Linked DNA regions of Mus musculus: regions 1 and 2 are each linked to region 3. A link is a loop called in an ENCODE intact Hi-C map of the cell type or tissue named here. Cell type or tissue: heart. All regions are shown on one strand.

What was found. Hi-C counts contacts between places; a loop is a spot of excess contacts. Peaks named below come from ENCODE experiments on the same cell type or tissue, not always from the same donor. Only the 100,000 strongest peaks of a DNase experiment are listed, where the experiment ranks them.
Region 1: a loop joins it to region 3, with 8 times the contacts of the local background. A loop is called at or near these places in 15 of 42 quality-filtered maps.
Region 2: a loop joins it to region 3, with 7 times the contacts of the local background. A loop is called at or near these places in 11 of 42 quality-filtered maps.

What each region holds. Positions count from the first base shown.
Region 1 is chr6:34,367,940-34,375,939 of GRCm38, reverse strand. Akr1b8 (aldo-keto reductase family 1, member B8) reads right to left here. Exons shown (of 10, transcript NM_008012.2): 10 at 7,479-7,814. The coding sequence ends at 7,772. It also overlaps the pseudogene Gm13858 and the pseudogene Gm13859. Among named protein-coding and RNA genes, the nearest start is that of Akr1b10, 12 kb to the left of the region's middle. In heart, a CTCF peak has its summit at 4,039 (motif pointing right); DNase peaks (open chromatin) are centred at 4,069 and 7,739; H3K4me3 peaks cover 595 bases; H3K27ac peaks cover 368 bases.
Region 2 is chr6:34,342,330-34,350,329 of GRCm38, reverse strand. No RefSeq gene overlaps it. Among named protein-coding and RNA genes, the nearest start is that of Akr1b8, 7.8 kb to the left of the region's middle. In heart, CTCF peaks have their summits at 3,379 (motif pointing left) and 3,590 (motif pointing right); DNase peaks (open chromatin) are centred at 3,589 and 5,139; H3K4me3 peaks cover 368 bases; H3K27ac peaks cover 600 bases.
Region 3 is chr6:34,444,823-34,452,822 of GRCm38, reverse strand. It overlaps the pseudogene Gm13857. Among named protein-coding and RNA genes, the nearest start is that of Bpgm, 28 kb to the left of the region's middle. In heart, a CTCF peak has its summit at 4,639 (motif pointing right); no DNase peak of the experiment used is centred here.

The DNA of each region.
Region 1 (8,000 bases), 77 kb after region 3:
GCAAAAACAAAGAAACAAACAAAAACCCGGAAAAAATGACAACAACAAAAACCAACACCAACAAAAAACTGTCGCAAATGAAGAACAACAACTTGCTTTAAAAGCCTCACAGACTGGAAGGAAGCCCCTGTCAAGGTCTGAAACCCAGGCAGAGGCAGAGGCACAGGCAGAGGCAGAGGCACAGGCAGAGGCACAGGCACAGGCACAGGCACAGGCACAGGCACAGGCACAGGCACAGGCACAGGCACAGGCACAGGCACAGGCACAGGCACAGGCACAGGCACAGGCACAGGCAGAGGCACAGGCACAGGCAGAGGCACAGGCACAGGCAGAGGCACAGGCACAGGCACAGGCACAGGCACAGGCAGAGGCACAGGCACAGGCAGAGGCACAGGCACAGGCACAGGCACAGGCACAGGCACAGGCACAGGCAGAGGCACAGGCACAGGCACAGGCACAGGCACAGGCACAGACACAGACAGACACAGGCACAGGCACAGGCAGAGGCACAGGCACAGGCACAGGCACAGGCACAGGCACAGACACAGACAGACACAGGCACAGGCAGAGGCACAGGCAGAGGCACAGGCACAGGCAGAGGCACAGGCACAGGCACAGGCACAGGCACAGGCACAGGCAGAGGCACAGGCACAGGCACAGGCACAGGCAGAGGCACAGGCACAGGCACAGGCACAGACACAGACAGACACAGGCACAGGCACAGGCACAGGCACAGGCACAGGCACAGACACAGACAGACACAGGCACAGGCAGAGGCACAGGCAGAGGCACAGGCACAGGCACAGGCACAGGCACAGGCAGAGGCACAGGCACAGGCACAGGGAGAGGCACAGGCAGAGGCAGAGGCACAGGCACAGGCACAGGCAGAGGCACAGGCAGAGGCACAGGCACAGGCAGAGGCACAGGCACAGGCACAGGCACAGGCACAGGCACAGACAGACACAGGCACAGGCACAGGCACAGGCAGAGGCAGAGGCAGAGGCACAGGCACAGGCACAGGCACAGGCACAGGCACAGGCACAGGCACAGGCACAGGCAGAGGCACAGGCACAGGCACAGGCAGAGGCACAGGCAGAGGCACAGGCACAGGCACAGGCAGAGGCACAGGCACAGGCACAGGCACAGGCACAGGCAGAGGCACAGGCACAGGCACAGGCACAGGCACAGGCACAGGCACAGGCACAGGCACAGGCACAGGCACAGGCACAGGCACATTCCTTGGCTTTGTTCCTCTCATTTCTCCTCCATGAAGGGATTTGCCTATGTTCCAAAGGCAATTGATCATAACTGCAATACAGTGGTTCAGTAACTCACGAATGGTTATTCCCTGTGCCCGACACATCTTGTGGAAGACTGCATAGCTGTATATGATGAAACTATAGGTCTCATAGTCTAACTCAGAAATTGTGGGCTGGTTCATGGAGATGCCAGTGGATTCAGATTTTAACACCACAATGGATTTCCACAAATGGTTTCCACCTTGTATTTAGATGCCGAATGGTATTTTAATAGAGTTGTTAAATGCATTAGAGAGTTCTTCATGAAAGGTTTGAGCTATGGGGGTGAGTTCTGCCCAACCTTTAGTGGCATCAGGAAGGTTGGTTCTCTTGATGTTGATGTCTCTGTCCTTGGTTACACAAAGGAAATGCAGGAAGACAGTGAGCTGCTACATCTAGTAGTCCAGACAATAAAATGTCTGAAACAGCAGAGGAGTACGACTTCCGATTTTCTGATAAAGAGCTGTCAGAAAAGGCAAAGATTTGGAGGCCAGAAATGGAAAATGAACCGACCCAGAAGTGAACCAGGTGGTTACTATGACTGCTCATCTGGAAACCTCAAGAGAATGAGGAAGACGGTTTATCAGGGGAAAGTGCTGACTACAGCAATTTTGAAGTGACTGGATTAGATAGCGCAAGCTTGAGAGGGCAGGGCAGGCAGTTCCGTGACTGGGTTTTCTGGGGAGAGGAAGGGGACTGAAAATGGCATCAAGCAATACAGGTGAGGGGTGGGGTGGGGGGCTGCAGGCTGTGAAGAGTAAGAGGATGGATGCCCTCATCTCCTTGCCTTATCGTCACTGGGCAAGTCTCGGCCTTTCAGAGAGAAAGGAGGATGAGGACAAGGAACGCTGGTCAGCACACAACAGGAAGCTTGAGTGTGCCATCTAGGGGCCCAAGCTTTTAACACTTCCTCCTCCAGAGCTGGTGAAGCCGCGGGTGAAAGGTTAGCTGGGGAGCAGCCTTATTTATAATAGCCAGAAACTGGAAAGAACCCAGATGCCCCTCAACAGAGGAATGGATACAGAAAATGTGGTACATCTACACAATGGAGTACTACTCAGCTATTAAAAAGAATGAATTTATGAAATTCCTAGCCAAATGGATGGACCTGGAGGGCATCATCCTGAGTGAGGTAACACAATCACAAAGGAACTCACACAATATGTACTCACTGATAAGTGGATACTAGCCCAAAACCTAGGATACCCACGATATAAGATACAATTTCCTAAACACATGAAACTCAAGAAAAATGAAGACTGAAGTGTGGACACTATGCCCCTCCTTAGAAGTGGGAACAAAACACCCATGGAAGGAGTTACAGAAACAAAGTTTGGAGCTGAGATGAAAGGATGGACCATGTAGAGACTGCCATATCCAGGGATCCACCCCATAATCAGCATCCAAACGCTGACACCATTGCATATACTAGCAAGATTTTATCGAAAGGACCCAGATGTAGCTGTCTCTTGTGAGACTATGCCGGGGCCTAGCAAACACAGAAGTGGATGCTCACAGTCAGCTAATGGATGGATCACAGGGCTCCCAATGGAGGAGCTAGAGAAAGTACCCAAGGAGCTAAAGGGATCTTCAACCCTATAGGTGGAACAACATTATGAACTAACCAGTACCCCTGAGCTCTTGACTCTAGCTGAATATGTATCAAAAGATGGCCTAGTCGGCCATCACTGGAAAGAGAGGCCCATTGGACACGCAGACTTTGTGTGCCCCGGTACAGGGGAACGCCAGGGCCAAAGGGGGGGAGTGGGTGGGTAGGGGAGTGGGGGTGGGTGGGTAAGGGGGACTTTTGGTATAGCATTGGAAATGTAAATGAGCTAAATACCTAATAAAAAATGGAAAAAAAAATAAAATAAAATAAAAAAAAACAAAAAGAAAACAAACAAACAACAACAAAACCCGCTAAAAAATCAGTTGCTAGAAGCCGGCCAGAGAAAGAAGCAGCCGTGGTCCCAAGCAGTGGCAGCGACGGGGGTTGGGGGTAGGGGTGGGGAGGGAAGTGGGGGGGGGGGGGCATACAAGATGTGAAATCGAGTTCGGAAGCAGTCAGCTATTGAGGAGACTAATATATTCCTATTATGTAGTGTTTTAAAGTTACTATAATTCTATTTTCAACGACCTTTGGTCCTTTTTGGACTAAGGCTAGCATATACAGAAATAAACCTCTTTAATCGATAAAAATAAAATAAAAGCGCATCAGCTCGGTGTATCTAACAGAAATACCACGTGACACTGTGTTTCATTCAGATTCTCATCACCCCCTTACCCCCCTCCCCGCCGTTCCCTCCCTCCCTCTATCCCTCCCTCCCTTCCCCCTTTCTCAGTGCAGGGTCATGGAAATTCTACTTTGAAGGGAACAATAGTCATACGAATTCATCAAAACCCAAAATATTTCTTAACCTTCAACTAGCAGTTCAGTTATCGCGAGAGCATGTCATGCAGGTGCTCTACTCCGTTAAATTCACAGCCTTCCCTTTCTTTACTCTTTGAGAAAAGCTCTCCCTAAATTGCTAGAGATGGCCTGTTGATCGCTCTTTATTCCCTCACCATGAACCTGTAATCTGTCTGCCTCGGCCTCCTGTACAATAAGGATTAGAGCCCTACAGCACCAGGCCCCGCACTTCAGACATTGCTGAAGTTTGTACCCAAACCTCGGAGCCGTCCTTGTTTCACAGGCTTCCTTCTTAGGCTAGACTTCATTGATATGTAATGTCACCAAACGCCACTAGGTGGCGACAAAGTCCAGTACCCGAGTTGATACTTGTAATGGCCCCCAAATATAAAGGGGAACCCAGTCTATTAAAGGATAAAAAAAAGCCGGGCGTGGTGGCGCACGCCTTTAATCCCAGCACCCATGAGGCAGAGGCAGAGAGGCAGAGAGGCAGAGAGGCAGAGAGGCAGAGAGGCAGAGAGGCAGAGAGGCAGAGAGGCAGAGAGGCAGAGAGGCAGAGAGGCAGAGAGGCAGAGAGGCAGAGAGGCAGAGAGGCAGAGGCAGGCGGATTTCTGAGTTCGAGGCCAGCCTGGTCTACAAAGTGAGTTTCAGGACAACCAGGGCTATACAGAGAAACCCTATCTTGAAAAACTCAAAAAAAAAAAAAAAAAAAAGGATGAAAAAGATAGACCTTCTTGGAATGGCACTGGTACAGGGTGTTGGGTAGACAGGTAGAGATCTTGAGCCCAGGAGTTTGAGGTTAGCCTGGGAAACTGAATCATAGGTGTTGAGGACTGGGCAAGAAACAAAGAAAAAACAGAAAGCCAGGAGACTAAGGAGACTAAGGAGCTGAGGTCAAGAAGATACTGAACCCCTTATAAATATAAACCAGTGAAGCACATACTCCCAAGCAATGGGAGATGGCAGGCGCTTTCTGTCACTGTAACCATTCATACATATCATGGGGGGAGGGGGGGTCTTCCCTCTGCTTGGACACATTTCCTGTCCGTGACTGAAGGATTATTTCTCTCTGTTTAAGAACCACCTTTTTATCCCAAGCCTCCATCCCCCTTTGCTTTCAGTTGCATTTTAGCTAATCTTCCATGGTTAACGTCAACCTTACCTACCTCCATCCCAGGCACCCAAGAGTTCTGCAGAGTTCCAAAAGCCTGTCCATTAAAATCAACTCTAAAACACTCAAAAATGAAAGTGGTACAACACCCTCCTCATTTTCTCTGTTGGGCTCGGCCTCACAGCGGCAGGAGAGATACAAATGCTGGTGACTGGAGTTTCTCTTAATAGTAGGAAGAGGTAAGGGGTAGCAGTTTCTACAGTTTCCCCAGGAAGATGGTGCATTCACAATATCTACAGAGGAGCTGACAACTTTGTCTAACAGTATTCTATTCCAATGACCCATGGTTCATATAGTCAGACATTTAATACATATTTGCTGACTGTGGAGCCAAGATACCTAGCCGCTGTACACTGTGATGAATATAGAAGCTGGATAAAGGATGGTTTATATGGCAGGTACCCCATACTGACAACAGGGAATTCTGTAATTGAAATCAGCAGATGTCCCTTTAGCACTATGAAGAGAAAAGCCACTCACTGGCCAACAGGCACATACTTCTGTGTTTCACTGTCCTGGTCAGTGAGACAGTAATTGGCTTGTTACTCTAAATCTTCTGGCACTTCAGCCTGCAAAAGTGTTTGTTTATAAAGAATGTCTTCCTACTTTTATTTATTTATTTATTGGTGTATACGTATGCTCACATGAGTGTGTATGCCACAGCTGGAGTGTGCTCATAGGACAACCTGTTGGAATCATTCTCTCCTCTACTGTGTGGGTCTCAGGAGTTGAACTCGTGACCTCAAACTTGGCAGCAAGCACCCTTACCAACCGTGTGACCTCACTGGCCTTGGTGCCTTGTCTTGCTTTTTGAGACGAGGTCTTACTACATCAGCCTTGATCGCTTGGTATTCCCTACATAGTCTAGGTGACCTTGAACGTATTGCAACACTGCCTCAGCCTCCTACATATTTGGGTTCTTGTTCTGTGCATAAACTTCTAGCTCGGTTTTTCAAAAGCTTCCCACCTACCGGTAACATAATTTAAAACAAGCAGGTGCACATATGTTCTAGCTAGCATGATGGATGGTCTCAAATTGTTATGTAAATTAGAATTTTTATCATAGTGATTGGTTTTGTTTTTTTTATGAACTAGATTATAATGAATTATCTCCAAGGTCGTTCAGGATTAGACAAGCAAAATGGAAGTTGTGAAAATTAGTTGTGAATATACAGCACTATATGCTGAACCTTGGTATCAGAGCAACCCTGTCAGTGTGTTAAAATTCTGCAAGACGCAGCTTTTCTTGGCTCTTGAAAACCACCAGAATTAGCTTAAAGACACCAACATTTTAAATTGCTCTAATTTAATCTGTCAGCTAACTGTTAAATTAGTAAGATAGTTCACTAATAAATCAATAAAATTGAAATTAATGGGCTATATTCAATGGCTTTCATTAACTGTGCATATTTCTCAAAAAAAAAAAAAAAAAAAGAGCACTGAGTCTAACAGACATATGCCAGAGGGGTTTTTAAAGGAGAATGTTCTCCATAGACTGAGCATTGTAACAGTGGACTCCAGGGGTGATGCTGGAGGAGGTACACAGTTGGGGGCAGACTTTGAGGCTAAAAACCCTAGCCTATCCATTGTTTGTGTTCTCCCTCTCCCTCTTCTCTCTCTCTGTTCTCTCTCTGTCTCTCTCTCTCTCTCTGTTCTCTCTCTCTCTCTCTCTCTCTCTCTCTCTCTCTCCCCCCCCCCCGTCTCCCTCTCCCCCTCCCCCTCTCCCTCCCTCTCTGTCTCCTTTCTGCTTTGTTGCTCCAGTCATTATACCTCCGTGCTGTCTCAGCCTTGCCATTATGGGCTCTAAACCTCTGGAACTTAAGCCCAAAGGAGCTGTTCTGGCCGTTGCTTTGGTTTTGATGTCTTATCACGGCAACAGAAAAGTACCTAGTGTGGCCAGCGAGGCTCAGTGTGCTGGCTTCTGTGTGGCTGCATGCAGAACTGAGGCGTAGAAAGGAAAGCACCAGGCGGTGGCTTTTATAAACACAAGATTCCCTAAGGATCCACTGAGAACAGGATTCCCGGGCAGCAGTTTTGTGATCTTAGCTAAACTGTAATGCTGGAGACCTGGGAGAACTTGAATACATCTTAATCCCTAAATCCAAGCTGGCTGACCCAGGCTACAGCTCCCTAACCAGGCCCATCCTCTCTTCTGCAGCCCGAAGCCCACAGCTAGACCTGCCCTTGCAGTTAGATGTGGCTTTGCTACCCAGCCCAGGCTCACCCCAATGCTGGAAGCAGGGCAGGCCTCTCCTGGGGCAAAGCAAACCCTTCAGCTCATCAGAGCTGGTAGAGCTTGCAGTTGTGAGTGTGCACTGACTCTCTGGCCTGACTGGGTATTAAAGGCCAGGTTGGGGAGCAACAAGAAGAAAGAACCAAGAAAGTCACAGGGGAATAGATGAGATAAGAAGGCTTGGGAGGATGTGGGTATCCAGTTGGCTTGAGCTCCCCCTCAGAGCAAATTCCTTTGAAACTTAGGGTTAGGCACTCTGCACAGAGATCTCAAGCAAGCAAGTTCTTGGCTTCGCCATGCCTCCATTTCCTCCCGTGCCAAACGTGAATGATAAGCTTTGGACCCTCAAAAATCACTTCAGAACGTGTTGGATACATTTGTTAATGTTCTCATTCTTTATTATTTTATCTGCATGCCCTCAAATGTTACCAGAGTTCCTGGTTGTTGACAAACATCCGGTCAGGTCAAATTAGTGAAGGAGATGTCCGTTCGCTTCTCCGAGTCGCATTTGCTCGCAACAGTCTGTCCCTGGTTCAGCGTGGGGATTTAAACACAGCCTTGCCTATAGCAGGATGTCAGGCAGGCTGGGCTTAAACAGGACTCCAGGAGGGAAGTGTGCATCAGCAAAGAGGAAGGAAGCCTCGTGGGCTGACTCAGCTTCAGTATTCTGCATCATAGGGATATTCTTCCATGTTTACTGTCCTGCAGCCACAAGCATGGAGGAAACATTAGTGACATCTGACACTTCATGCTTGCTTCCTTAGAGACGGTCCCATGTATCCCAGGTTGTCTCTGAACTTATGTAATGGAGAGCAACTTTGAACTTATGACCCTCCTGCCTTTGCCTCCAGAGGACTGTGATTACAGGTATGTGCCACTGGGCCTGGT
Region 2 (8,000 bases), 100 kb after region 3:
TGTTTCCAGAGGAAAAAGGAACAGCAGAGCCTTGGCTGTAAGGATTGCCATTCAGGATTCAGTTCGAGAGGCATTGGAACAGTTCTGACCGGACTGGAGCCCGCTATAACTCTAACCCAGGGAAAATGACATAGGCTTTGCCATGATGCGACATCATTTTGGGTTGACTCAGCAAGATATTATAGTGTGTGTGTGTGTGTGTGTGTGTGTGTGTGTGTGTGAGAGAGAGAGAGAGAGAGAGAGAGAGAGAGAGAGAGAGAGAGAGAGAGAGTGTGTGTTAGTGGCAGTTTTGTTTGATTTTTAGGATTTTGTTTGTTTCTTTAATGTGTATGACTGCTTTGCCTGCATGTGTGTCTGTGCATCCTGACTGTGCCTTGAATCCCAGGGGACCCAGTTTACTGACAGTTGTGAGCCACCATGTGGGTGCTGGGAATCAAACCCTGGTCCTCTAGAAGTGCTCTTACCTACTGAGCCACCTCTTCTGTCCCATGTTCTGAATCAACTATATAAAGGCTTAATAAAGGCTTAATCAAGGCTTGCTTAGATGCTTAGATGCCCAGAAAAGGATTCGCCTTAAACAGCGGCCTGGGGGGGGGGGGTTGCCCAGCATAATCAGTAACCCTCTGATGGAAACTGAGTGGCCTGACCCACAGTCATAAAAGTGTGGGAAACCTTGGGAGTAATGTCAGTTACACCTTGCCTTCTGGGCCTGATTGCTCATACCTGTCATACCAACTACTTGGAAGGGTAATAGAGAATGAAAAGTCCTAGACCATACCTGAGGATAACTGAGGATAATCTCACAGGGAGTTAGTTCAAGGCCATCCTTGGGCTGTAAAGTAACTGAGTTCTAGGTCAGCCTTGGCAACTTAGTATGATCTGGTCTCAAATTTACACGAAATTATTTAGAAGAGAGGTGGAGATGCTGAGAGCTTCTTTGAATGCGCTGGACCTAGTTCAGTCTCTGCCACTGAAGAGAAAAGTTACTTTTTGCACCTGCCAGCATATTAATGTTGAAAACAAAACTATAAGACATCCATGAAGGAGTGAAGGGACCATAGGACTGTTATGCTGACAATGGGCGCACATAGTGTGGCTAGTCTGCATCTCAGAGAATGAAAATGTAGCTATTCAGTTTAGTGGCTAGGAGATACGCTGTAGTGTTCACAAAGCAAACTTCACCAGGAGGGCCTGCTTTTCGCCTAGCCTCTCAGAAGTGAAACAGGCCGGCCAGAGAGTGAAATGACCAACTGCAGAACGCAGCTATGGAGAGATCTGTCACAAGACAAGTCTCACCCAAGGGCTAATAGTTCTTTGGCTACAACACAGTGCACCATTGTGGAGCAACTTTTGGTTGTTTGCTTGGTTGGTTGGTTGGTTAGTGTTTGTTTTTGTTTGTTGTGACAGGATCTATGTAGCCCTGGCTGTCCTGGAACACACCATGTAAACCAGGCTGGCCTTGAACTTATGGAGATCTGCCTGCCTGTGCCTCCAGAAGGCTGAAACTAAAGGTATGTGCTACCACTGCCTAGCAAGAGACAAACTTAAGTGGTCTAGGCTGGGTAGGTGGGCCGTTCTCTCCTTGGAAAGAGGTATTTACTTGTTTGCTTGCTTGTTTGCTTGCTTGTCTGGAGGAAAAGTGGTGACTCAATACTTTTGACAGCAGAGATTTGAGCTTAGAAGAAATACAAGAGTATGGAAAACAGAGTCCTTCCCAAGATGCTTCTGGCCCAGTCCCTGGCGATGGTAAACACCAGGTTGGATGACAGCAATTCTGTTTGTAGTTGGAATTACAGCTGCAAGTCTGCTAAATCTGATAACGGGGTGGGAGGTGGGTAGCACGATTATTCTGCTGAGTCCAATGCTGTCACAGGGCTTCTTAGAAGGAAACAGAAAAGTGAGTTAAGAAAGCCAGGTAGGCAGCCTCCTGAGCGAGATTCAGCAGGTCGAGAAATCTATATGCCAAGGAATGCATGTGGCTGGCCTCTGACTGGGCTCTACTCATAACCAGTGTGGTGGTTTGAATAGGAATGGCCCCCACAGACTCATGTGTTTGAATGCTTGGCCCATAGGGAGTGGCACTCTTAGGAGGTTCAGCCTTGTTGGAGAAAGTGTGTTGCCCAAGCTATGCCCAGTGAGGCACATTCTCCTTCTGCAGCCTGCAGATCAGGGTGTAGAATTCTCAGCTCCTCCAGCACCATGGCTGCCTGCTGCCATGCTTCCTGCCATGATGATAATGGACTGAACCTCTGAAACTGTAAACCAGCCCCAATTCAATATCTTCCTTTAAATAGTTACCTTGGTCATGGTGTCTCTTCACAGCAGTAAAATCACAGCAGTAAAACCCAAACTAAGAGGCCAGGCAAGCATTTTATCAGAGCTGAATTCCCAGCACTGGCCCTTCCTATTTTTACTTTGAGACAGGGTCTCAAGAAGTTGTCTGTATAGGCCAGACTTATCAACCTTCTTCTTCATCCTTGCAAGTAGCCAGAATTACAGTGTGCCACAATGCCTGGTTTAATGATGGTTCTTAACCACTCAATAAATAATACTGAATAATTTACATTTAGCTATAGGTTGGGAAATATAAAATTTGTAAAATCAGTATAAGAGTATGGACAAGCTTATACTTGTTGGATGATTCAACTGTCTGTTTAAAACTAAGTGAATCACTTTCTGACTTTTGAAATGTTTGTAATATTTCTCTCTCTCTCTCTCTCTCTCTCTCTCTCTCTCTCTCTCTCTCTCTCTCTCTCTCTCTGTCTCTGAAACCCACTGGCTGCTCTGAAACCCACTCTGTAGACCAGGACAGCCTTGAGTTCTAAGATATCCACCTGCTTCTCCCTCTTTAGTACTGGGATTAAAGGCACAGCCCACGATACCTGGCCCTGTATGGACATTTTTATGTCTGCAGATTCAGTGTTAGGAGGCTCACAGATGCTGTCAAAGTAAGACTGGTTTTTTTCTTTGGGAAAAAAGATTGACAGGTCCAGCAAGAAGACTCAGCAGGTAACCACGCCTGCCCCCAGTCGGTGGCCTGAGTTCCATCCAAAAGACACTTGAGAGGAGAAAACAAACCCCTATAAGTTGTCCTTGCACTTTTACATACATGCCATAGCACTCATGCACACTCACACACACACACACACAGAAATAAAAACATTTTTTAAAATTTAAAGGCCATGGACCTATGTTGGGTTGTGTTATTAGAATAAATTCCAATAGTCCTGGAATTTGCCTCAACTCTTACCTTTTGAATTCAGAAATGTGGGCTGGAGAGATGGTTCAGTGGTTAAGGTCACCCTCAGCTCTTCCAGAGGTCCTGAGTTCAATTCCCATCAACCACATGGTGGTTCACAACTATCTCATAATGAAATCTGATGCCCTCTTCTGGTGTGTCTGAAGACAGCAACAGTGTACTCACATACATAAAATAAATAAATCTTAAAAAAAAAAAAAAAGGTTTCAGAAATGTAATGATGACTTCCTCGCTTAGAACAGCCAAGGCTGTCTCCCCAGTGTGATCTGAAAAGCCACCCTTCACCAGCTGGGCGGGGGCTTATTGTGTGAATGTAAGTCATGACCAGCAGAGGGCAGCACAGACCACACAGCTGGCTTTCCAAGAGCTTTCCACAAAGCACACCCTGGGGTCCTCCTTCCTGGGGACAGAGACTGGGTTCTGTCCTATGCACATGAAATTAACCATTTAGAACACACTCTGAAATTCAAGCCCGGGCTCAGAGGTGGAGCAAAGCAATTTTCAGGCTCACGCAAACGTCCTTAGCAGCTCCTGTTCTGTGTGCCTCCTCTGCTTCTCCAAGCAAGGTTAGAAGCTGACACCCTCCGTGGGTGGCATCTATAGTGTCACAGAAAAGTAGGGCTTCAGCTTCAGACCCACAGAGGCAGAATCTGTGTGTTTATGACATTCCTCGGTGATTCCTGTTCACAGAGAGTCTGAGGGGCTTGGCATACCCACCCTTCCCTCTAGATTCCCGATACCCACAATGCCTGTTTCCGATCCCCATCCCCTCCCAGTCCTGCACCCTGCACCAACACAGGAGAATGTTCTGGCTCGTTTCAGGCTTCACCAGAGGAAGGCTGGCCCTTGCTGTGGGCTCGGGTGAGAAGATTTGTTGTGCGGGGCCTCCCAAACTCTCACAATGTTCCTCCAACCAACCGTTCAGCTATATTTGCCATTTGTGATGGCTAAGCAAAGGACCGCTGGGGCAAGGTGTGTGTGTGTGTGTGTGTGTGTGTGTGTGAGAGAGAGAGAGAGAGAGAGAGAGAGAGAGAGAGAGAGAGAGAGAGAGAGAGATTACTATCATAGACAAGAGCTAGTTTGTATAAATACATGGATGTGTGACTTTTCAATATAAATTCATTGCTCTCCATTGCGTTTGTTCGGTAGCCGTTTGAAAGAGTAGAAGAAATGCCAACATTTCAGGGTTTAAAAAACAAAACAGGACATGGAGCCTGTTTGGGGCTTTTCTCTGGGAGCTCAAATCTTTGGAGAAGAACTCTTGCCCAGAATAGCATCTCTCCCTCTTCAGACCCTTAGGTTCTAGAGGAACTGCTGTTAGCTTACTGTTGAGAAGGGAAACAGACATCAAGGTGGGAACTGAGTGCTGTGAATTCCTTCTCCAATCTCTATCGGCAGCTAAGGGACTTGGAGTGTTGCCCAATTTGTGGTGTCAGCTATCCCAGGGCCCTCCAAAGGTCCTTGCTGATGGCTTTATGGGGTCCTTCAGTAAGAAGGGCTGTGCTTAGCAGAACCAATGGATGGCTTGGGCTGAGAGACAAGCTGCCTTACAATGGAACACCCACAGCCCACGAGGAATGGACAGTTTGGTTTCAGGAACAGGTAACAGGCAGGGCCTGGCAGTTCGCCAGTTCACCCAGCCGGCCCTTTGCCCCCTCCCCCTGACCCAAGGCTTTGAACGATCCTCTTTTTCCAGGCCAGAAGAGACATAACACCGATGGAAAGTCCAGACCCAGGCCCCAAGGATTCTCCCTTCTTGTAGCTTAACCCATGGAGAACTTAGCCAAACTGGTCAGGTTCCTGAATGCCTGCTAGGTCCATCTGAGAATTTCCTTGAGAATCCAGTTTGGCAAAGAACACCATGGAGTCAGTTTAGTAAGAACTCCTTGTCCTCGGTATCTGATTAGCTTCCTGCTCTTCACCCCGCCCCCGCGAGGGGCGTGTCTGAGTACCCTTCCTCCAAAATCCTGTTAGGTCAGTTGAGCCCCAGCATCCTTACTGCTAGCGCCTCCTGTCTCAGTAATTTTCCACTGCCAATTCTAGACTGTTCCCAGACTGTCCCTTCTGATTTGAACATTGTATACAATGTTGCAGCCGCGCTCTCATTCTCTGCCCACGAATAGGAACTTACTTGCTCTGAGACCCTGTACCTTTTGAAATGATTTTCATATAAAACCCGCTGTGGCACACTTTAACACCCATCACTGCCTCACTAGAATTTTCTTTAACATTATTCAAATTGTTTCGTATTTTTCCGAGACAGGGTTTTTCTGTGTAGCCCTGGATGTCCTGACACTCGCTCTGTAGACCAGGCTGGTATCAACTCACAGAAATCAGCCTGCCTCCACCTCACTCTCGAGTGTTGGGATTAAAGGAGTGCGCCACCACTGCCCAGCCCTTTATTCACCTTAAACTAAGTGGCTGAGGACCCAACAGCTCCCTCTTCAGCACACTTCCCTTGGGATGCTAGTGCTGATCTAAGTCCCTCCCCCACCCCTCCATCTTCCTTTTCTTCTCCCCCTACCACTTCCTCCTCCTTCTCCTCCTTATTCTTATTCATTTTCTTCCTTTATTATTATTATTATTATTTAATCTTTTCTATACAGTCCATTGTTATCCCCCCCTCCATCCCCCGCCCCCTGCTGTCCACCCTCTGACAGTTCCTCATCTCTGGTCTCCTGGGTCTCCAAGGGGATGCCCCCACTCCCACCCTATTCTTATTCATTTTCTTTGTTCCCTTTCCTTCAGCTTCACGCTACAGTTGGGCAAATGCTCTCCCACTGAGCTCTGAGCAGAATTCCTGAGGATGAAAGAGTGAAGAAGGTTCTGGAAAGGTCACGGTCTATTCCGCTCTCTTACTCCCTCTCTGGAGGAGGCCAACATTAAGGAGCCTGTGATGGGAAGAGTATACTGAGCATGTCGCACAAAACCAGGGTACTGAACTCAACATACATTGCCTTCTGAATCTTCCCACCTGGAAAGGTGCTGGGCCTAGAGAGGTGATTGCCCAAAATTTCAAATGAAATACATAAACTTGATGCCACTGATACTATTAGCATAGGGGTCTCGGGAGTATAAAGACACAGGTATGGTTTCCGTACCATAAACACATAAACCATAAATACCATAACCAAAAAAATATCATAAACCAAAACCAAACAAACAAAAATACCATAAACTCAAAATTATCGATAGGACATCAAGGATGGTTGGCAAGTTCACAAGGCTGTTGTTCATTATGCCTGGCCTTGGCTTTGCAGAATCTAACAAGCCATTGTCATCAGGAGCTCATGTCTTTTAATCAGGTTGGATCTGCCTTCCCGGTGGACGTAAGGAAAGTTCAGAGAACTGTTCTCAGCATTTTCGACCTCCGATGGCACTGGATGTTGAGAAGTTAGGAAAGCACAGGGGATCTGAGCTGTGGCCTTTGTTCTGATTACTCATATTTCCAACTTTTGGTTTGCATTGAGCAATTCCCAGTAACAGATGGGATCTTTTGGCACAGGAACAGGGCGTTATGTTTCCAGATTCCTCCAGAGGACCTGACCGATGTAATGCCTAGGGGAGGTGTGGATCCCTGGGGAATGCATGAACCCAGGGTCCCATGTGTCCTGTGTTGTGTGGGAAGCATCACCATTCTGACATGCTGAGGATAAAAAAATGCCTGCACTAGTGGGTGGGGAGTGTCAGCCACTGACACTAGGCACCACACTGTGTCCATATCATAGCTGTTACTGTGGTGGTCAGTGAACACTGTGCATAGAGGCTGTCCTAATGGGTTGATGTCTCTAGTAACCACTGTTGCCTTCCTTGCCTGGCAAGATCTGCCCACCCATTTGACTCTGTCTTCTGTCTTTCCCCTTCTGACGTTCTCTGGGTGAAATCTAGGCAGTAAGCACCATTACCTATGTGATTTCTCAGCATTTAACTCAAACTATCTGTACTATACACTTTCTCTAGGAGTCTGACTGGGATCTTCTGAGAGCAAGACCCAAGCCCAGTTAACTTCGTTCAGTTTCCAGGGCAATCCATAGTCAATAATATTCATTTGTGAGTGAATAGAATAGATGGATGATACATGAACAGATATGGTTCATAGGGCAGGGGCAGTTGGAAATGAGTCCACAGGTAGATAGATACATAGGTGAGGGCAGCCAGATTGTGACTTGGAGTGGAAAGCAAGAATTGTATGAGTACAACCAAACTAAGAATCTCAGGAATTATTAATAGATGTTATTTTTATAGGCAGTTACTTTTAATGAGGATCCCAAGAAGGTGTTATGTGCATATGTGGGGACCTGGTAAACACCCATAAACCAAGACCAGACCAGGGACCTCTTCATAGAGTTCCCTGCCATCTCCTGAACAAAGCTGTGGTGGGGTATGTGAGGAGCAGCAGCCAACTGCTTTACCAGAACTTCTTCTGCAGGGTGATGCAGAAGGGGAAACTGTCTCCCCTAGGGTCCATGCACAGTGGGGTGAGCAGGGAGTTTCTTGAGATGCTATCCAGGAGCCCTGCTTGGAAGGGGTGTTTTCGTGGCTGGGACCTCTCAGGTTGTCCTTCGTTATTGACCAATAAAACTAAGTGCAAGTTTTAGAAGTACTGTGTGACACTTAAGTAGCTTAAAAGGGTTTAAATTACTAATACAAAGTAGTATTGAAAAACTAGGAGTATAAGTTCTTATCATTTATGTTGCAATAAAAAGAATTCTGAGTAGGGGGACTCTGAGTACAGCTTTCC
Region 3 (8,000 bases):
AGACCTGTTCTTAATACTTGAAATTTGAGATTGTGATCTTTGGAAAAATACTTCTTACCAGATTCCTATATGTCTTCCTGGAGAAAAATTACATGCTGGAAGCTGTTAGGTAGTAGTGTGCTAAAGTATATACAATGTAGGTTATATTGAATTCACCTTTATTCTAAGTCAGAGATGGAGAAAGAAATACCCATAAGGACTTATCTTACTTTAAACTTAGAACCACTGAGCTCCAATGAGCCCTTGGTGCTTCTTGGTCATCGTTCTCCACGTTCCCTTTGTCCCAGTCTTGGATGGTTGTCTCCTTCTGTCTCCTCCGTCTTCCAGAAGTCCATCCTCTCCATTACCAGATATCATGCATAACACCTCAGAAGGGAATTCTTGAAAACTCTAGCATGTGTCTTTGTTCTGGAGGGGCCCTATATGTCAGGTGCCGATGACCACAGTATTCACCTTTGTGAATAAGCCATCCTATAGTAGATAGGGTTTCTGGCCTGGAAGATGGAGTAGAGGTAGCATAAACTTAGTATGTGGACTTGAACAGGCATTTGGAAAGATCTTTCTTTTTTATGGTAAAAATATCTAATAATAAGCCTTAGACTATATATTAGGCAACTTTGTACCAACTGAATGGTACAAACATTTTAGCAGTATGTTCAATAAAGACCATAATTGGAAAATAGAGCTTCCTGTAAGAAGATAGGTACTGCAATGAAGCAGGATAGTAATGTGCCAAAGTCTATCATGGAGACAATGAATCCAACAAGATGGAATTTACTGATTATGAAAAGTCCTTTACTTGGTCTGTTTTTAAAAAATGGAAAAAACCCACTCAGAATTTCTTTTGGCTTGAAGATTAAAACAAGTTAACAGCAAGCTGTGGCCGCTAACCCAAAGCAGACCAAGCAAAGCAAACAAAACCCCAAAGAAATGTAGCCTGAAAGAGCAGAACTGTCGGTCTGGATATGGAGCTTGTTTATAGAGGGCTTGTCTAGACGCACAAGACCCTGGGTTCAGTCCCCAGGATTGTACAAAGTTAGGGGTGTCTCATGCTAGCTGTTCTGGCACCAGATTAAACTGCTCTGAAAGCTCACTACAAGAAGACTCTATTCCTTTTATAGAGAAATATTCAATAAGAATACTAAAATATCAGTGATCCATGCCTAAAGCTTTAGTGAACAAAGCTGTACTGCTTTCCCAGCTGAAAGCCTGCAATTCTCTGAGATTCTCACAAACAAGAGTGTTTCCTTGTTAACAGGAAAATCATATGTTGTAGCTCCCTTCGGAAAAGCTTCATATAGTAGCGATTCCATTGACCTTGGGACCGTCACCCTAAGAGATGACTTATTGAAAAAGAGCAAGTTTCTTAACAACCATTTGAAACTTAATTTCAGAAGCCACAAAATCATATATATGTGTGTATATATACATAGATAATATGTCTTACTGTAAAGACACATAGCCATCATATGTGAGATATCCACACCCACATTTGCAGTGTGTACCACCCTTTCCCGAAGTGCCTCTCATATGCTTAAATCTATGTTAGAACTCCTCCTTTCCCCCCTTTTGAAGCTGGCTGGCACACACACAGGTAGTGTACCTAAAGATGGCCTTGAACTTCTGATATTACTACCTCTACTCTCTGAGCATTGGGAATGCTGGCACATACCACACACACAGTTCATGCAGCACCCGGGGATCAAATCCAGGACTTCTTGCATGCTTTCTAGGCTGTTCGGAGTGGAGGGAGCCCTGAGTGTGTGAAGTCCTTAGTGAATATGTGCTGTTGACCTGGGCACAGCCACAGGAGGCTCATGGGAAGAAGAAAAGCCGTCCTTTCTGGTCCGGGTGTGAATGCTGACAGTGTGCTCAGAAAATATCCACCACAGCTTTATCCTCCCACCCCTCCCAGATGGTTACATCCTGAATTCTGCTCCCTACAGAGCCTGCTCCTACTGAGATTAGCTAAACCTGTCTCCTTGATCCAGATGTATACTATAACCTCTGCCTTCTTGTCAATCTGAATGTGATATAAACTGCCTCCTGGTTCAGCTGTATAGAATACACACTCTTAACTTCTGGGGTGTTGCTGTGACTCCAGCAGAGAGCCTAGTCCACCTGAGACCCAGATTTTGTGTTGTCTTTCTTCGTTCCCTCGATGCCCCCGATTAGGTCTGTCCCTGGAGCCATGTAAGGCCATGGCACTAGGCAAACAACCTGCCAACCTAACCACATGCCCAGCCCCAATCTATCAGGCAAGTTCAATTCTGTTTTGCACAGACTCACCCTGAAATTCTTTTCTGCAGCAAAGTCAACAGGAAAGGAGGAAAATTATTTGATACAAGAAAAACAGATCTGAGGAGCTGAAAGAAATTTTCACTTAGAAATCTCAACAATGGAGGAGTAGTAAGTGGGAATAGTATCAAAGGAATGACTTTAAAGTTCTGTAGCCTCGTCTGAATAGAAAGCTCTGGAAAGACTCCTTGGGCTGCTGGCAACGCCGTGGTGCTGAGTTTCTCACGCCCACTGACACCCATGGCTGGCAGAAATATAGTCCAAGGATTGAAAGAAGTCTCGAGAAATCGTCTTGCTTTTGGGAAGTAAAGAAGGGAATTCCTCCAAGCTGACCAAAGACTTACAAGGTCAAGGACAAAGTAGCCAGGAAGCAAATGTTTATCAACTCCAAATTTCCTGAGAGAAGTCTGAGGAAGAACAGCTCACAGTGACTTAAGAGCTCCGAGAGGAGGGAGGACTCCTGAAGGGACAGGCCTAGAAGCAAAGGAAGTCCCTTGCCCAGAACAAGGGCTCTATATTCATAGGACATGACCCTTTTAAGATGTTGCATTTTAAAGGTGGGTGGAAAAAAAGACAGCAGATTTCTCCAAATGATTTCAGGGGATCCTCTGTGGTGTGGACTGCATGGACCACAGATTCAGAATTCCTGAATGGAAATCTCGCTTGGAAAAAGTTCTCAGGGACTCTAAACAGTTGGGAAGCTGAGAAGGACACTGCTTCGATGTGTCAGTTTTAAGCAACAAGTAGATAGCAACATCCAAGTGTTTCCCTGGCCTACAAGCACATACAGGCCATTGAAGTACCAGGTGCAGGAAATTGCTCAGTGAAGATGCTCCGGAACAGTCTTTGTAAGCTTGAAAACAGCTGCCTGACTTGAGAAAGCCAAGTATTTGAAACTGTCTAGTTTAAAAGTTAAGCCACTCAGTTCAAGTTGTTCTCTTGACTGCATGCATCCTAACAGTCACCATTTAACTTCAGACACTCAAGGGGGTTACACAGGTCATTGCAGAGAATTATAGCATCGCATCCAGACTCCAACAAGGCTGCTATTTACTACTCCTAAGCAGACTACAGTGAGAGAGGAGAGAAAGCAGCACTTAGAATAGTCAGGTTTAAGATGACTATACAATGACAGATGTGGAAAATACCTTGAGTGAGACCCTAGAATCAGCCCACATGTCAGAAAAATCTACCAAAGCATAGCATTATCCCATTTGACTTAAAATTTGCCAATTTTGGAGTTCACACAGCTATGAAATATGTTAGTAGCTGCTCATTAGATTTATTGGAGAGGACACCTCTGACATTGGGGAGTATAGCATTTGACTCGGTTGTTATTCTAGAACTTGAAGACCACTTTTCCTAAAAATTTCAAATCCTCACTTGACCTACAGACATTGAATAAGTGAATAAAAAGGAATAAAAAGTTTAACACTTCTACCTTCAAATCTCCTATCCCTTTTCTATATGAATCCTTGTGTGAAATCTACTGTGTGTATCAGGAAATATTTTGTCTGAGACTATGATGCAAGGTTAACTTGCTCCCTTGTTCATTTGACCTGGTGTGGGCACCTTCAACCCCCATCTGCAAGCTTTCTCAGCAGTTCTAACACTTGGCAGCATTTCACCATCACCACAAGGCCAGACCAAACCATGACGTCAAAACATCTGTACAAGATGTTATGGAAACTTCTACTTCCAAGAAGACATGGAGACCTCTGAACCTTCTAAATGAGTTTTTTTCTGGCATGAAGAAGAAACAGATGGGTAAAATGACCAACCACCAGAGAAAATGGTGTCTAAGCTATGGCTTAAAGTTAAGTAGAAATTCACTGGATAAAGATACAAGGAAGAAAACAAGAAATTGCAAAAATCCAGATATTAAAAAAACAAAAAACAAACAAAAATAAAACCCTTCAGACATTCAATTGGACCAACACTTCAGAGACAATGAATTGGACAGTGTAGATTTAAACAGTAGCATTGAAACATGGGTCATTAGAAAACAAACACATCTGAGTGAGGAGTGTGAGTGGCCATTATAACTTCTTAGACTTTCACCTTTAAAGACTTTCTTCCACCTTTTTCGTCTATGTGCCATCATAGTTGCTACTTTGATATCACCTCGTATAATACTCTTCTGTTGTCAAGAATTCTAACTCAAAATTTCTTTTAGCCCCTAAAAATCTCACTATTTTGTATTTATTGCACCTAAAAATTTTCTTCTTTTCCTTATGGTGAACTCCAGATATTTTGAGTGCTAATATCCAAATCTTCCAACTCTGTCTTGGTTCCCGTGACTTCCTAGCCTAGAGAATATGGATGATAAGAGAGTTGGCCAAGGACCACTAGGTGGCAGCAGAACCCTGAGCTATTCAAGTCCCTGGGACTCTCGTTTGGTAAAGAAATCAGTATTTGTAAGAGAGCCTAAAGTTTAAAGGAATGATAATTAAACAAAGGTTTAATTAAACAAGGGCTTGAAACCTTGGCATACTTTTAGTCCTAACATTCCAGAAGTTGAGGCAGGAGGATCATAGACACCCAAGAATTTGAGATTAGCCTGGTTTGCCTAGGGAAACCCCATAGAAATAAAACCAAAACACAAGCAGCAAAGGTTTGAAAAGGCAGAAAGACCACCAACCAAAACAGAAACCAAGCCAACCAAACAAAAAACTCTCAAAGGCTCGACACTACGAGGAGATAGATCAATTGGCTAAGGACAAGAAGAACTTGGTTTCCATACACAGGTGAACCAGTAGCTACACCCAAGGGATGGCAGAAGACAGGTGTTCTCAGTTGGTTGTTTGTAACCAATCAATCACACCTAACCATGAAAGTGGCCATATCTCTGCTTTGATACATTTTCTGCACAGCCATCCTGAAGGATCTTCTACTTAAGAACCACTTTTTTTTTTTTTTTTTTTTTTTTTGGCTGCCAGCAAGCATCCAAAAGCCCTTTGCTCTCAGTGGTATGGCTAATCCTCAAGGGCTTCAAGTCAACAGTATCTCCGTCCTGGACAGCCGGGTGCTCCTGCAGGAAGTTACAAAAGCCTGTGTATTGACCTATTCTCATGGGTGATGTCAAGATTGCACGATTGTCTTTGCTTGGTAACTCCTTGGATGTTACTCATAGCAACAGTTTGGCTTGTTCCCTGCTCTCTGAAAACTCTTTACCAACATCAGAGCATCCAGAGCAAGTGACGTTCTGCCCTCTCGACAAGAATAGTGACCACCTGCCCTGCCCTCTTTTTCAAATAACACAGGAGCTGCTCACACCCTTGAGAGCCTCTTCAATGGAAATGAGAAAAATGTCTGATTCTCTGAATCGATTTACCTCTCTGATAGGTAAATTATAAATACTGATTGCCAGAGGTTTTCCTAAATCTCAGAAAGAGATGAACTTCAAAGCTCATCTGGAAAAATGGTGCTTTTTAGCTATTCACAAGACAATCTACAAACATTAAAGTATGTGCCAGTCTTTCACATTCCTACATGATTCATACAGTCAGTCATCTAATAAGTGCTTACAGCCAGCCGGGCGTGGTGGTGCACGCCTTTAATCCCAGCACTCGGGAGGCAGAGGCAGGCAGATTTCTGAGTTCGAGGCCAGCCTGGTCTACAAATGAGTTCCAGGACAGCCAGGGCTACACAGAGAAACCCTGCCTCGAAAAACAAAAACAAACCAAAGGGGGGAAAAAAGTGCTTACATCCTTTAGAACTAAGATTCATAGCCACTGTGTTACTATGTTATCCAAACACTATGTGGTCCAAACCAGGTGTTTCCAGGCTTTTGGTGTCATACACAAGAATGAAACAGAGGCACTCACATATTGTAAAAGTAGCAAGATAACTTTAGTGATTGGGAAAGTATAGTGCTTATGAGGAATTGTGCTGTCAAGAGTAATGAGCATGCGAAAGTGCTGATGGCCCCATGGTAATGTTTGTGCTTCCTTTTATGGGAGTCAATAGAAAGGGAGTTTGTTGCTAAGGGGAAGACTGTTGTGGTGCTCTGTTTTGGTTGACAACCTTGTATTATGTCAGGCTTCACTCACTGAGCACGTCCCTTCTACGATGCATCCAATTTTACTTGTACACATGGCTAACTATTCACAATCATCAGATGGTTGTGGTGGTTTGAACAGGAATGGGCCCCGTAAACTCGTGTGTTTGTATGCTTGGCCCACAGGAAGTGGCACTATTAGGAGGTGTGGCCTTGGTAGAGTGGGTGTGGCCTCGTTGAAGGATGTGTGTCGCTGTGGAGGGCAGGCTTTGAGGTCTCATATGCTCAAACTATGCCCAATGTGACTCACAGCCACTTTTGCTGCCTGCAGATTAAGATGTAGAATGCTCAATTCCTTCTTCAGCACCATGTCTACCTGCATGCTGCCATGCCTCCCACCAAGATGATAATGGACTGAACCTCTGAAACTGTAAGCCAGCCCAATTAAATAAATGTTTTCTTTATAATAGTTACCTAGGTCATGGTGTCTTTTTGCAGTAATAAAACCATAATGAAGACAATGCATCCAATAGAGATGCATAATAGAATAGAGGATTCTTCCTAAAAGTTCACTCCGAAGATATAATTTGTATTACTATGCATGCACACAAACTCGTTCAGGAGCAGTGGGCTCCCTACCTTCCATACTACAATATACTTAGAGTATGGCTGAAATCCCTATGTCCATGATGGCCATTTAAGGGAGAAGACACTCACTCCATTGCTTGGAACTGGATGCATGTGCAGATGGGAATTCAGGCTGCTGAGTGCATTGATAAGAGAGAGAGAGAGAGAGAGAGAGACCTGTTTGGTACTTTCAAAGAAAATGGCCCCCATAGGCCCATAGGGAACTGCATTATTAGGAGGTGTAGCCTTGTTGGAGTAGGTGTGGCTTTGTTGGAGGAAGTGTGTCACTGGGGATGAGCTTTGAGATCTCAGAAGCTCAAACCAGGCCCAGTGGCCCATTTGTTCTTCCTGCTGCCTTCTCATCTGGATGTAGAACTCTCTGCTACCTCTCTAGCACCATGTCTGCCTTTGTGACATCATGCTTCTCTCCATGACAATAATGGACTAGACCTCTGAACTGTAAGCCAGCCTCAATTAAATGTTTTCCTTTAGAAGAGTTGCCTGTGGTGTCTCTTCACAGCAATAAAACCTTAGCTAAGACCGTCTGTATGCATAGGACCTGCAGGTGAGAGTCTTGCTCCAAGTGCATTGTTAGAAGAGGTGTTTGTATAAGCGGTGTCCCAGGCTGGTATGTATACCCTATGCTCACCTACATCAACTACATACATCACTAAGCTCAAAAATGAGCCAAGAGGGATGTTGTTCTTATGACTTGTAACAAATGTCAAAAACATTCATGAACCAGAACTTACCAGAATTCTCTCCTGCACTTTTTTTTTGAGATTTTATTTTATTTTATTTATTAGATATTTTCTTTCTTTTTTTTTTTTTTTTTTGGTTATCCCAAAAGTTCCCTATACTCTGCTTCCCTACCCACCCACTCCCACTTCTTGGCCCTGGCTTTCTCTTGTACTGGGACATATAAAGTTCGCAATACCAAGGGGCCTCTCTTTCCAGTGATGGCCGACTAGGCCATCTTCTGCTACATATGCAGCTAGAGACACGAGCTCTGGGGGTACTGGTTAGTTCATATTGTTGTTCCACCTATAGGGTTGCAGACCCCTTCAGCTCCTTG